2 separate regions of the Homo sapiens genome follow, and region 1 is linked to region 2. The links are chromatin contacts, found by Hi-C or POLR2A ChIA-PET in ENCODE. All regions are on one chromosome and are shown on one strand. Each heading gives the region's core, a stretch centred on a gene start or an enhancer-like site at or near the end of the contact. The rest is flanking DNA. Distances are from core to core; before and after follow the strand shown.

Region 1 (6,433 bases), core at 320-2,819, 140 kb before region 2:
ACCTTCAATGTGGCACTGAGACATTCTCTCTCTCCCTTACTCTCCCCCTCACTGTGGATTTAAGGGTTATGATCAGTTACAGTTGATGATCTTTTTAATGTTAAAATTGTCCCAAATTTGGCCAGTGGGAGCATCTTCAATCTGTCTGTCATGTGCATTGGTCTTTTTTTTACTTCCTTGCTTTTGGGTATAAGACATCCCAGGTTCATGTTGTACTTCCTATGTCACATACCTGAGAATCAGCCATGATTTCTTTCAGCTCAAAGGTACTTAGAAACCAAGATGGGGATGTTAAGTATAAATGTTGCTACTGGGTATCATTGCATAAGAAGAGACATATAAATAACTGAAACAGAATAGTGTGTCCAGAAATAGACCCACGCATACATAGAGAATTGATTTTTGACAAAGGTGCCAAGGTAACTCAATGTGAAAAGGATAGTCTTTTCAACAAATGGTGCTGGAACAACTGGATATCCATATAAAGAAAAATCGATCTTGGTATTTCTTCACACAATACACCCCCACACAAAAATCTCTAAATGGATCATAGACCAAAACATAAAAGCTAAAATTATTAAACTTCTAGGTGAAAACATAAAATCTTCACAACCTTGGGCTAAGCAGAGATTTCTTAGGACACAAAAATCATAAAAGAAAAACTTGATAAACTGAAATTCATCAAAATTAAAACTTTTGCTCTTTGAGAGATACTATTAAAAAATAAAAAAGCAAGTCACAGACTGGGAAAAATATTTGCAATACATTCACCTGAAAAAGGTCTTATATCTAAAATATATAAAAATATCTCATAACTCAATTTTTAAAATGTAATCCAATTGTTTAATGGGCAAAAGACTTGAACAGCTACTTCAAAAAGCAGATATATAAATGGACATTAAGCACATGAATTAGTCAACATCATTAGTTTCCAGGGAAATGCAAATTAGAATCATAATGAGATGCTAGGACACATCCAAATTAAAATGACTAAAATTAAAAAGACTAAAAAAAAAATAAGCGTTGGCATATAATTCTCATACTTTGCTGGTGAGAATGCAAAATGCTATAGCCATTCTGGAAACACTTTGGCAGTTTCTTAGAGTTAAACATACACTTACCATCTGACCCAGAAATTCCACTTTTAGATATTTACTCAAGGGAAATGACAACATAGGAATGTAAACATACACAAATGCTCATGGTACCTGGTTATATCCACTTTGGGTAGAAAGAGAACTGTCCCACGGTTTGAAGGTATATGATTCAGAGGCAGTGGCAAATGGCCTAGCTCTTTTGGCCAATAGAAAAAAAAAAAAGTGGTCAGAGACCTGTAAAAGGGAAATTGGAAGATTAAGTGCAATAAATTCTAAGATAGAAGCATGTGAATAGATATGGGCATGGGCACAAAGTATGAAGATCTATATATCACATGAGAGCACCCACCAGAGACCATCCACCATAGAACAGACACTAACCAACCATGTAGAATAACCTGGACATCTGACATCAGCAACCTCACTTCTTGGACCCCTGCCATCCTGGAAGGGTCAGAGATTTGTTCTCCCAAAATAGACACATACTCCAGATACGTATTTGCCTTTCTTGCCTGCAAGACCTCAGCCAGCACCACTATCCAGGGAGTTAACAGAGTGTCGGATCCACTAGCACAGGATCCCACACAGACCAGAGGACCCACTTCTCAGCAAAGAAGATACAAGTCTTCTGTCGCTATGAGTTCATAGCCAAAGAATTATATCCTGCATCACCCACAAGCAGCTGGCTTACTGGGAGGATTTGCTATACACAATAGTCTTTCAAAGTCACACTTGAGTTATGGTTTGTACCACAAATTGGTCAGATTCACCCATAAATCGTGTTTAGGTTATTTCCTCTTCCATCGGCTACTTGTAATGACTATCCTTATGAACACGGACGTCAGCTAAGATGTTTCTCTGACATGGGGTCTGAGAGCTATACTCACACAGCTTGCTTGTGCTGCTTCTGGTCCTGCTTGTGCTCAGCCCCAAATGTATCACTGCCATCTATACTGGATGGTGACTGGGCCTGCCTGGCCTTATGACCTTGTAGGACTGACAGAACTCAGATCCTGATGGGAGGTTCAAACAGATAGTCACTTGGCCAGGCACAACTCCATCTCTACCAGGGCTCAACTTTACTAAGATGACATTTTCAATTATTTCAATGTTTACATAAAGTAGTTCTGCTATGCAGTCTCCAATTTCTGTACATAAAGTATTCCAGATACATGCACAAAAGTTGAAAATGTAATATTAAATCAGCAGACTTATACGTCTTAAAGGATGCCAATTCTCAGAAATTAAAAAAATACAAAAGCCAGGCATAGTGGTGGGTTCCTGTAGTCCCAGCTACTCCAGAGGTTGAGGCAGGAGGATGACTTGAGCCCAGGAGTTCCAGGTTACAGTGAACTATGATTGTACCACTGCACTCCAGCCTAGATGACAAGAGCAAGACCCTGTCTCTAAAATCAATAAAACAAAACAAACTGTCAAAGTCCTAGTCTTACTTCATGTTCAAATCATAATCTTGTTTTGTTCTTGTTAATTTTGTTCTTAAAATTGAAAACAAAGCTTGAGTTCAAATAGACTAAAGAATTTACTCAGGAGGCTGAGGCATGAGAATCGCTTGAACCAGGGAGGCGGAGGTTGCCGTGAGCGGAGAGCACACCATTGCACTCCAGCCTGAGTGATGGAGCACAACTCAAAGACTCAAAAAAAAAAAAAAAAAAGAATTCAGGTTTTTGGCAAGCTTTATGGTTTTCATCTTTGTCATTATTAAGCATATAAAAAGTTCAATGATTGATATTAGCACTTCTATTTTTCATTAAGATTGGGACAAAAATTAAAATAAAATATGCAACTAATTGCCTAATTCAAATAACTGACAAAGATGTTGATACCACTATAAAAAGTTGTCAGAATAAAAATGGAGTCACTCATGTTAAAAACAAACTGAAAAACAGATCTGGGGAAGGACATGAAGGGAGGGTTCCCACACACATATGCTAGATAACAAAAGCTATCACAAAAGACTACAAAAACCACAACCTTGCAAAAAGGCCATCAAAGCCTTACACAAAAACACACTTCTGTGAGGACGTCTGCCCAGCAACTGCCTATTTAAACTTGGACAGATGCCACTCTTGTTATTGATCCTTGTAGCCAAGGATAATTATCTCAAAACAATTATGTAATCCTCCTCGTTTTCTTTAAAAACCTTTGCCTTCCTTTACCCCCCTGAATACATAGTTTACTACGGCACATCTATTCCCATCGCAATGCTTATTCCCAAATAAACACTATTTTCTTTCAGTTTTTGTTATTTAGGTTGACACTGACAAAACTGAAAAATTAACACCCAGTTTCACCACAGAAAAGATTAATATTCGTTTATCAGCTTATGTACAAAAATCTAAATTCAATATAAAAAAAGAGTTTTAGGCATTTATAAGGTTGTCCCAAAGTCAAAACAAAAATGTGTTGTTTCTTTAAGTTGATTTTAAAATTTAAGTTGAATTACTGTTCTAATAAAAATGGTATTGGCTGTTCCACAAAGCCTATATATGAGAAGCCTGTTGGTAAATTGGCTGTGAGCGATTTTACCTGGAGTTACCATGTGTAGTTAATGCAGTGGCACCCTGCCCCCATCCTTCAGGCCTGACCATTTCTATGAGCTCCAGCACTTTCAGCTGCCAGTTGAACTTCATCCCTTTACCTGAAGGTGTGAACAATGCAGTCTGCAAGAATGAACACCCCTCTTCTACCTCCCTCTCAGCTGTTCTTAACCAATGATTAAGAGGAGTTGGTATATCAATATTCCAGCTCTCTTGCCTTTCATTAGGATAACCCTGGGAAATGTTTTATGCCATTTCCCAAGATTTCCCCATGGATTAAACTCCAGCCACCCAGTGCTTGATTATAGGTGCTTGATAATGCACCCTTTGCTGGTGATCTTTCCTATCCCACTTCACCACTCTTCCACCAATGTTTCCTGTACTTCCTATATAAAATGGGCATGCATGGAAACCCTCCTCTTGGGATGCGCTTTGCATCATATGACCCCAACACCACAGCCACAACTAATTGAAACAGCAGTTGCCTGGCCAGTAACCTCTGAAGTGACCTATTTTGAGACCTTACAGGGTACTGAATACTGAATAGACTGATGAACCCAACCAATCCTCTCCTGGGAAGGTTAAATGTGAAATACTTGAAAACAGAGCTGGTCTCAGTGACAGAAACTCAGACACGCTAGGGGAGGCCAGGAGAGCAGTAAGAAGATCAGAAGCAGTGGCACAAAACACCTTTAACAGTTGTGGGAATCAAGTTTTTTACATGTGTCAAGGTTTCATTTTATAATGAATGAACCTAGAATGAAAACCAGTATCTTCTATCTTTAATGTATCTACTCAGATCTCTATACTTTTTTATAAGTGAGTGATAGCATATATATATATATATACATATATATATATACATATATATATATATACATATATATATACATATATATATATACATATATATATACATATATATATATATACATATATATATATATACATATATATATATATATATATATATATATTTTTTTTTTTTTTTTTTTTTTTTTTTTGATATGGAGTCTCACTCTGTCGTCCAGGCTGGAGTGCAGTGGCACGATCTCGGCTCACTGCAAGCTCCGCCTCCCGGGTTCACGCCGTTCTCCTGCCTCAGCCTCCTGAGTAGCTGGGACTACAGGCGCCCGCCACCGCGCCCGGCTCATTTTTTGTATTTTTAGTAGAGGCGGGGTTTCACCGTGTTAGCCAGGATGGTCTCGATCTCTTGACCTCGTGATCCTCCAGCCTCCGACTCCTAAAGTGCTGGGATTACAGGCGTGAACCACCGTGCCCGGCCTGGCTTATATATTTCAAATATTTTTTTCAAGTATCATTGTATCCCTAAAGAATTTTGCTCCACACTGGACAGCCCAAAGGTTCAACAAAGTAGGTTAACCCTGGAACTTTACCAATTATTTTTAAAAAGCCCTAAACTGAAATTTTTTAGATTTCAGGACTTAAGTATAATGTTCCTCTTTCTTTTGCAATTTGCTTATTTCCACACTTCTGCGTCAGAAAAAAAAAAAATCTTCAAAATATTTGCATTTTGCTTCTAGTTAGAGGAGGTGTAACCTATATCTTCCACTTAAGTCACAGCCCAAATTGTAGCTAAATACACAGTTCTGTAACTTGGGGTGCAAAGAGATTCTCAGTGTTGTACAAATGTTAATGATGCTTCTTAAAGCTATTTAAAAGGAAACACAAATCCTTTTGCAGTTTTGAGTCTAGTATAGATAACAATAATGTGTTAGGATTTTTTGGAATGTTTATAGTCATTATCTTATGTTCTTAGGTCAGGGACCCATGAGATAAGAAGGGCAGATATTATCCTACATTTGAAGTATGAGGAAATGGAAATACTAAACATTTAGTTAATTTCAACAAGGTTCTAAAGAACTGTTGGTAAAGTCAGGACCTGAGCTTCCTGACCAGGGACTCTTCGTCCTCCATAGCTCAGAGATTGGCTCATCTGTAATCTATGATTTTAATATTGTGAGTCCCTTGGGACCAGGGCTCATGTCTTCCAATTTAATGGCTTAGAACACTGTGATACACATGGATTGCACTAAATAGACATATATCTGTGATAGTTTATAATATTTGTAACAGTTTGTGACCAGCCTGGGCAATATAACAAGACCTCATTTCCACAAAATTATTTAAAAATTAGCCAGGCACAGTGGAGCACATGTTGGTAGTCCCAGCTACTCTGCAGGCTGAGACAGAAGGATAGCTTGAACCCATGAGTTCAAGGCTGCACTGAGCAATTCAAGGCTGTAGTGAACTGATTGCACCATTGTACTCCAGCCTGGGTGACAGAGCCAGACTGACTCAAAAAAAAAAAAAATTCTAATAGGCCCAAAATATGTTAAAAGAGTCTTTGAACAAAAAAACCATCCTTGAAACTCATATCAATTTTGAGAGAACATGGATTTTGATTTCTTAAGTTAGAAATACTCCCAAGATCAATCTGTCTTCATGTTTGATCTAATACTTTCTTTTAAAAACTAGGAAAGCAAGAATCCATATCATCTTTCATTTTGAAAATGAAACACAGCTTTTTATATGTATCTAAACTCAATTTCTAACTAATTCCAGGAGCATTGTGTCCCATTTTGTCCCTTAATACTGCTTGGTTAATGAGGTCGTAATTATTAGCAAGTATTTTAACAAGTATTTTTAACGTTAAAGAAATAAGCATCAGTTTACTATGACTTTATAGTTTAGAACCTATGTGTTCTATTTTGAACAAAACTTGAGATTTTCTTTTGCTACTTTTAAATACCTAGC
Region 2 (7,211 bases), core at 1,951-4,450:
GGTAAAGCAAGGTGCTAGAAAAAAGAGGGAATATTTGGAAATAGGGCTTACTTTTATGAAAGGTTGAGGCAGGATTAGTCTTACAGGAAAGGGCTCCTCAGAAGTCTTCCTGACAGTGATTACAGGAAGGAGAAAATGGGTTATGCTAGAGAAGGCAGGAAGGCCAGTGAAGCTCACCTTTTTATGAAAGCTTAGGATTCAGTAAGGAGGCGAGGTTGTCTGTTCAGATTCTATAAAATAAAAAAGATGGGATTTTCAGTTTAAGGAGTATGACAAAAGATTTGGAATAATGCTCTTGGGAATTTGGTGAGCATTCAAACAGAAATGAGTGCAAGGATGACTCAAGCAGTAGTAAGGAGCCATGGGAGTTCAGAGGTACGAGTTGGCATGGTATCCTGACCCTCCACGAGCAATAAGTAAGGGAAAGCATCTGGATAATGGGTTTATATAGGGTTTGACATTGGTAAGATGAGTATGCTCTGAAAATTGAGAGCACTGTTCCAAAGGCTAAGGAAACGTGAAATCAAGAAAGACAATGAGCTTTTGGTATAGGGTGGGGCATGGAGATTCTGATAAGATCCTTCCGCCTAGGGGAAAGTCCCCGGACCTCGGTCAGAGAGTGCCACGTGCATGCGCAGGTAGACATTCCCTACGGCTGGGCGCGGTGGCTCACGCCTGTAATCCCAGCACTTTGGGAGTCCGAGGTGGGCGGATTACGAGGTCAGGAGTTCGAGACCAGCCTGACCAACATGGTGAAACCCCGTCTCTACTAAAAATACAAAAATCAGCCGGGCTTGGTGGCGCCTGCCTGTATCCCAGCCACTCAGGAGGCTGAGGCAGGAGAATTGCTTGAACCCGGGAGGCGGAGGTTGCAGTGAGCTGAGATGGTGCCACTGTACTCCAGCCTAGGCAACAGAGTGAGACTTCCTTCATCTCAAAAAAAAAAAAAAAAAAAAAAAAAAAAAGATAAAAAGAAAAGTCCCTGGGAGAGAGAGGTGAAACAGGCTGCTTCAGAGAGGAAGTTCTGAGGTAAAAGCCTTGAAGGTAGAATAGTCCTGGGATCCTTCCTTGTGGAGTTGTTTGGAGGATTAAATGAGATAGTACATATGGGTCTGTCTGGCACCTAGTAAGAACTGAGGTGGTTGTAATTATTAAGATGAAGTTCTTGTATAAATTACACCTCCCTCTAACTACTGTTGTAATATTTGTGTAAATCAAATCATATTTCAAACAGATTCCACAAACCATGAAACACAAACCAAAATAAAGTGTTAATTTTTTTCAACTGAACCACATGGCCAACGTCCATTTAAAAAAATTTCACTATCAAACCATTTCAAAACACAGGTTGCTTTTAAAGAAAAAAAGTTGGACATTGGTGTGGATCCCAGCTCTTATCACTCGAAGGGACATTTCTTAAACTTTCTGGGTCTTAATTTCCTTGGCAGCAAAACCAGGGGTAATAGTTACTCAGTGTTATTGAGATGATTACATGACATCATCTGGGTGACAGCACGTGGCACATTACCTGGCACAGGTACTCTGGATGCTTCCCTCCTTCCTTGGGGTGTCTCCTAACAGGTCAGTTTGTATACAAAAGAGGATTTTGGAGGAAGGGTCAAGGAAAGCCTACGGTTATAATCGTGGAAGAAAATTGTGATCATTCTGTTCACTAGCCGAAAATCCTTGTGATGAGAAAGACTTGTGAGGATTATTATATTTGTCCTTGCTTCTCAGGGTTAAGGGTCAAAAGAGTTAATGTAAGATAAAGTGCTTTATGATATGTAAACACTATGGAGATGTTATTACAGTTTCTGAAATAGATGCCCTCGACTATTATGTGAGCATTTTCCTTCTTTCAGCATCTGATTTTTTTTTTTTTTTTTTTTTTTGAGACGGAGTCTCGCTGTGTCACCCAGGCTGGAGTGCAGTGGCGCGATCTCAGCTCACTGCAAGCTCCGCCTCCCGGGTTCACGCCATTCTCCTGCCTCAGCCTCCCAAGTAGCTAGGACTGCAGGCGCCCGCCACCACGCCCGGCTAATTTTTTGTATTTTTAGTAGAGACGGGGTTTCACCGTGTTAGCCAGGATGGTCTCGATCTCCTGACCGCGTGATCTGCCCGCCTCGGCCTCCCAAAGTGCTGGGATTACAGGCGTGAGCCACTGCGCCCGGCCTTCAGCATCTGATTTTAAATTCAGAAGTTTATTGTTCAAAGCTGCTTTCCTTAATTGTGCTTACTAAGATACACGGATTCTATTAAAGGTTGAAAGTGTTCAAGGAATTAAAATACTCATTTTACAAAGAAACTTCGGAAACACTACATACTATGTAGTATTGTCCAGGAGAGTAAAAGTGTAAATTAGCAGTAAAAAGTCTTCAAGAAGTCCTACAGTGGAGATATTTGTCTGACTTCATGATTTGTTTTCCTAGAATTACTTGATCATGGAATAATTTAGTTTTAGAATATTTACTAATTGTGTTCTTGGAACAGTTTGGGAACCACTTATTTAAAAGAAGCTTTTGCATTTTAGTGTTGGAAAGGACATTAGAGATTATCGGGTTCAACCCCTTTAATTTACTCCTAAATAATTAAAATCCAGAAACATTGAGTGATTTGTTTAAATTCTCACAGCTTGAAAAGCTGGATCTTCTGACTTTTACTTAGTGCTTCACCATCCTACCTTAAAATCTTTGTTTTTCTAAGTATGGCACACACTTGCACTAATGTTTTTCTAATGAATGTTAAAGAGTGTATCTTTTTAAAAAATCATTGATAGAACTTCAGAATTGCTTTTATGTGAGGTTTAAAAAGTCATTCTCTGAACAGAGTAGGCCTTTAGCAATAGTAAGTTGCATGTTAACTTCAGGCAAAATAAACTAGTATCTGCCAACTCTCATTTCTTTTTTTGCTTTTAATTTCTCCTCTGTTAAGGTCAGTTTTTCCACCTGTTTTATTGCTTTTTAAAGCATTTACAAAGTCAAGAAAGCTGACTTGAGAAATCAATCTAGTTTAAAATGTCAGTGATCTGGAAAACTCACACATTCTAATAATGAATATTCTTTTGTCCTCTAAATTTGTTTTGTCTTTCTCATATAATTGGCTGTGGGTAGAAAAATTTGCATACTTTCAGTCCCTTCCTGCCTGACTTATTACAGCATGCAGAATTTACTCTGTGGTTTCTAGGTGTAAGTTCCTGTATAGAAGAAACCACAGTTAGGACTTTACAACCCTACTGTGGAGAAGGCTCGTCTGTGAGGAACACACTGCTGTGTGTTCTTGAAAATTCTGAATGGCCACTTGATCATCCTTTGTTATAATAGGTAATCTAGACTAAATTGTTCACTTGTACCATCTAAAAAAAAATCTATATTAAGGTTCTTAGTTGCATAGTCCAACGAAAAGTGGGTGGAAGTCTGTCGGTCTCCCTCACCAACTGTTTCTGGTGTCTACAACATGAAATTTTATCCTGAATGAATTCTGCGATGTGATACTAGTGTTTCGGATGAAGTGATCTGAAGGAATGTTCAGTATATAATGTGTTATTACAAAAGAAGTGTAGTATACTAGGCCAAAAGGACCCAGAGATGAGCTTTTCCCAGTACTTATTTTAGAGGTGAGGACATCGCATAGCTTATTTGTAACAAAACCAGGACTAGAACCCAGAGATCCTGACTGCCAGTGAAGCTTGGCTATTTTCTTTTTTTTTCTTTTTCTTGTTTTCTTTTCTTTTTTTTTTTTTGGAGATGGAGTCTCTCTTGTTGTCCAGGCTGGAGTGCAATGGCGTGATCTCAGCTCATCACAGCCTCCGCCTCCCAGATTCAAGTGCGTCTCCTGCCTCAGCCTCCCGAGTAGCTGGGATTACAGACATGTGCCACCACACCCGGCTAATTTTGTATTTTTAGTGGAGACGAAGTTTCTCTTTGTTGGTCAGGCTGGTCTCAAACTCCCGACCTCGGTGCTCTGCCCGCCTCGGCCTCCCAAAGTTGCTAGGATTACAGGTGTGAGCCACCGCGCCCGGCCAGCTTGGCCATTTTCAACCAAATTCAGCTTGGATTATCATTCATTCAGTCAATATTTTAGAGTACATTATGGGCCAAGAACTGTGTTAGGCCCTGAGGGCAATAACAAATTAGTAATCCTGTTGTCAACCTTACAGTCTAAGAGAGAGTATGGAGCAAGTGTATAAATAACTATATAAGTTAGAAATTAGTGCCATAAGAGCTTCAGATATTTAAGAAATGCCTAGTAAGAACATGTCTGATTTGCAGCTGACATGCTACAGTTTACCTGAATTTTGACCATTTTTCTTCCAGGTGCATTTGATTTGTTTCCTGTATAGAAACAGAGTTCTCAATGGGCTGTTTTGTGTTGATTGTCACCTTAGAGTTAGTCTACCCTTTAACTGACTCTATGAAACTGCTTATTAGGATACTAAATTAGAATAGGGAAAAAAAGGAAATATATCTTCCATGTTCTTGACATCAATTCATTGCCGAGTTTGGTTTTATCTCTTTAAAAGGGGTGCAGAAAAACTGGCGAGCATTAAGAGAAATTTAAGCAAAAAAGAAGGTAGTATTTAACATTCTAAGAGGTCCTTTCTCTCTCTCTTTTTTTTTCTTGAGACAGGGTCTTGCTCTGTTGCCCGGGCTGGAGTGTGGTGCAGTGGTGCAATCATGTCTTATTGCAGCCTCAACCTCCCAAGCTGGAGCAATCCTCCCACCTTAGCCACCCAAATAGCTGGGACCGCAGGCACACACCACCACATGCAGTTAATTTTTTAATTTTTTGTAGAGATAAGATCTCACTATGTTGCCCAGAGTGGTCTTGAGCCACTCTGAGCTTAAGCAGTTCTCCCACCTTGACTTCCCAAAGTGCTAGAATGCCCTTCCTCTTTTTATTGTTCTCTAGTGAAATGTGTGAAATAGGATTGGAAAATAGTACTAATGGAATTGGGATTATTGACAATCGAGAGAAACAAGCAATAAAGGTTTACGTGGGAACTGCTCATATATTTCATACACTATCTATAGTTGGGATCAGGGTTTTTTTTTTTTTGTGAAGGGCCAGATAGTAAATATTTTAAGCTTTGTAGGCCATAAGGTCTCTGTCACAATTACTCAGCACTGCCTTTGTAACTGGAAAGCAGCCATAGATAATATATAAACAAATGGGCATGGTTGTGTTTCAATAAAACTTTAAATACAAAAGCCAGCTGCAGGCAGTGTTTGACCGGCAGACCATAGTTTGCAGACCCCTGATGTGTAGGATCCTTCTTTGTTGACACTTTTACCAGAAGATGCACAGAAGGACTTGAAAGAAAATGAAACCCAAACCAGATAGTACTTATTAGCACCATCAGTATAGGTAGGTACAAAATAAAACCAAGTGAAGGTAGGTCTGATTCATAGGTTTGGTTAAAAGGTTTTGGATTAAGAGCTCAATCTTGACTAGATAGTTCTTTTGCTTGGTTTTATTTGGGGAAGCATCCTTCACATATCTGTGTAATCGTTACTACATTGGTTATTATTTAATTAATTAATTTGGTTTTTTTTTTTGGAGATGGAGTCTCCCTCTGCGCCCCAGGCTGTAGTGCAGTGGTGCGATCTCAGCTCGGTGCAACCTCCGCCTCCCTGCCTCAGCCTCCCGAGTAGCTGAGACTACAAGCATGTGCCACCACGCCCGGCTAATTTTTGTATTTTTAGTGGAGACAGGGTTTCGCCATGTTGGCCAGGCTGCTCTCGAACTCCTGACCTCAGGTGGTCTGCCCATCTTGGCTTCCCAAAGTGCTGGGATTACAGGCATGAGCCACTGTGCCCAGCCCTACATTGGTTATTTTTGTTTTGAATCCCTAAGACTTATCCATAATTCTGAAGTGGTGAGACAGAAGGCCATGGTAAAATAGTAATTGCATCATGGAAGCAAAATATTAATGTTTTTCTTTTAAAAATATTTTATGGCAAAATGTGTGTTTTACTAGTCAACAGGACAACCTGGCCCAAGCAGACTACCGAAGCACCTGAGTATTAGTTTGCTAGGGCTGCTATAACAAAGTTCTACAAACTGTGTTTCTTAAACACAGAAACTAATTTTCTCAGTTTTGGAGGCTAGCATTCTGAGTTCAAGGTGTCAGCAGGGCCATGCTCCCTCTGAAGGTGCCAGGGAAGGATCCATTCCAGGCTTCTCTCTTAGCTTCTAGTAGTTGACTTGTGGCAACATAACTCGTCTTCACATGACATTCTGTCTGTGTGCCTGCCTGTCTGTGTGCCTGCCTGTCTGTGTCCAAACTTCTCATTTTAATAAGGCTACCAGTCATACTAGATTAGGGCCTCATTTTAACTTGATTTCCTCTGTAAAAACCCTGTCTCCAAATAAGGTCACATTCCAAGGTACCGGGGGTTAGGACTCCAGTCTGTCTTCTTGGGTGCATACAATTCACCCCATAACAATGTGGTACCAGAGACATTCAATTTAGGCAAAATTCATCAACTGGGCACGTTGTTGGACCTGAAATAAATGCAAAATACTTCATGACTCACTTGTGGTCACATTAGCTTCCATAGCAGAAGTATTATATTGGTGGCTCTGTTGTACATAATGTATATGGAAATGTTATTTTTTTTTTTTGGTGGTTGTTTTTAACTTGCAGTTAGAAGATATTTCTTTACAGAAATATTAATAGCTTAAATATGTTAATGGCTATGGCAATGTCCATAGCCTTCAAGGATCCTGAGTGACTGCCCCTTTCTTCCCATCCTCTGCTTTGTGCAAGTTCATACCTGCCATTCCAGCCAAAAGTTCCTCGTTGCTTTTTTTTTTTTTTTTTTTTTGAGACTGGGTCTCAGCCCAGGCTGGAGTGCAGTGGCATGCACATGGCTCACTGCAGCCTCAACCTCCTGGGCTTAAGCGGTCTTCCCACCTCAGCCTTCTGTGTAGCTGGGGCCACAGGCGTGTGCCACCACACTCGGCTAATTAAAAAAAAATTTTTTTCATAGTGACAAGGTCTTACCATGCTGCCCACACTGATCTCAAACTTCTGGCCTCAAGTGATCCTCCTGCCTTGGCCTTCCGAAGTGTTGAGATTACAGGCATGAGCCATCAGTCTTGAGCCCTTCCTTTCTTTCTGAAGTCTTTCCTTCCTCTCCTCCAAGCTTTTGTTAGGCTATCACAACTGGCCACAGAACTACAGCGTCCTATCTTCAAGTTTGTGTCCC

Evidence for each region. Hi-C counts contacts between places; a loop is a spot of excess contacts on that map. ChIA-PET counts read pairs that join two places held with the same protein, here RNA polymerase II (POLR2A).
Region 1: POLR2A ChIA-PET joins it to region 2 with 13 read pairs in activated T-cell. The contact joins two enhancer-like sites. A Hi-C loop is called at or near these places in 1 of 168 maps with a recorded cell type or tissue (HepG2). POLR2A ChIA-PET finds 5 or more read pairs at or near these places in 7 of 52 experiments (AG04449, AG04450, CD8-positive, alpha-beta memory T cell and 4 more).

The regions. Positions count from the first base shown.
Region 1 is chr2:160,533,912-160,540,344 of GRCh38, reverse strand. No RefSeq gene overlaps it. Among named protein-coding and RNA genes, the nearest start is that of RBMS1, 43 kb to the right of the region's middle. Within about 2 kb of position 1,569, at least 3 of the 41 ENCODE cell types and tissues checked have a DNase peak (open chromatin) inside an H3K27ac peak, as active enhancers do.
Region 2 is chr2:160,390,305-160,397,515 of GRCh38, reverse strand. All of the region lies in intron 1 of RBMS1 (RNA binding motif single stranded interacting protein 1), which reads left to right. Among named protein-coding and RNA genes, the nearest start is that of MIR4785, 14 kb to the left of the region's middle. Within about 2 kb of position 3,200, at least 3 of the 41 ENCODE cell types and tissues checked have a DNase peak (open chromatin) inside an H3K27ac peak, as active enhancers do.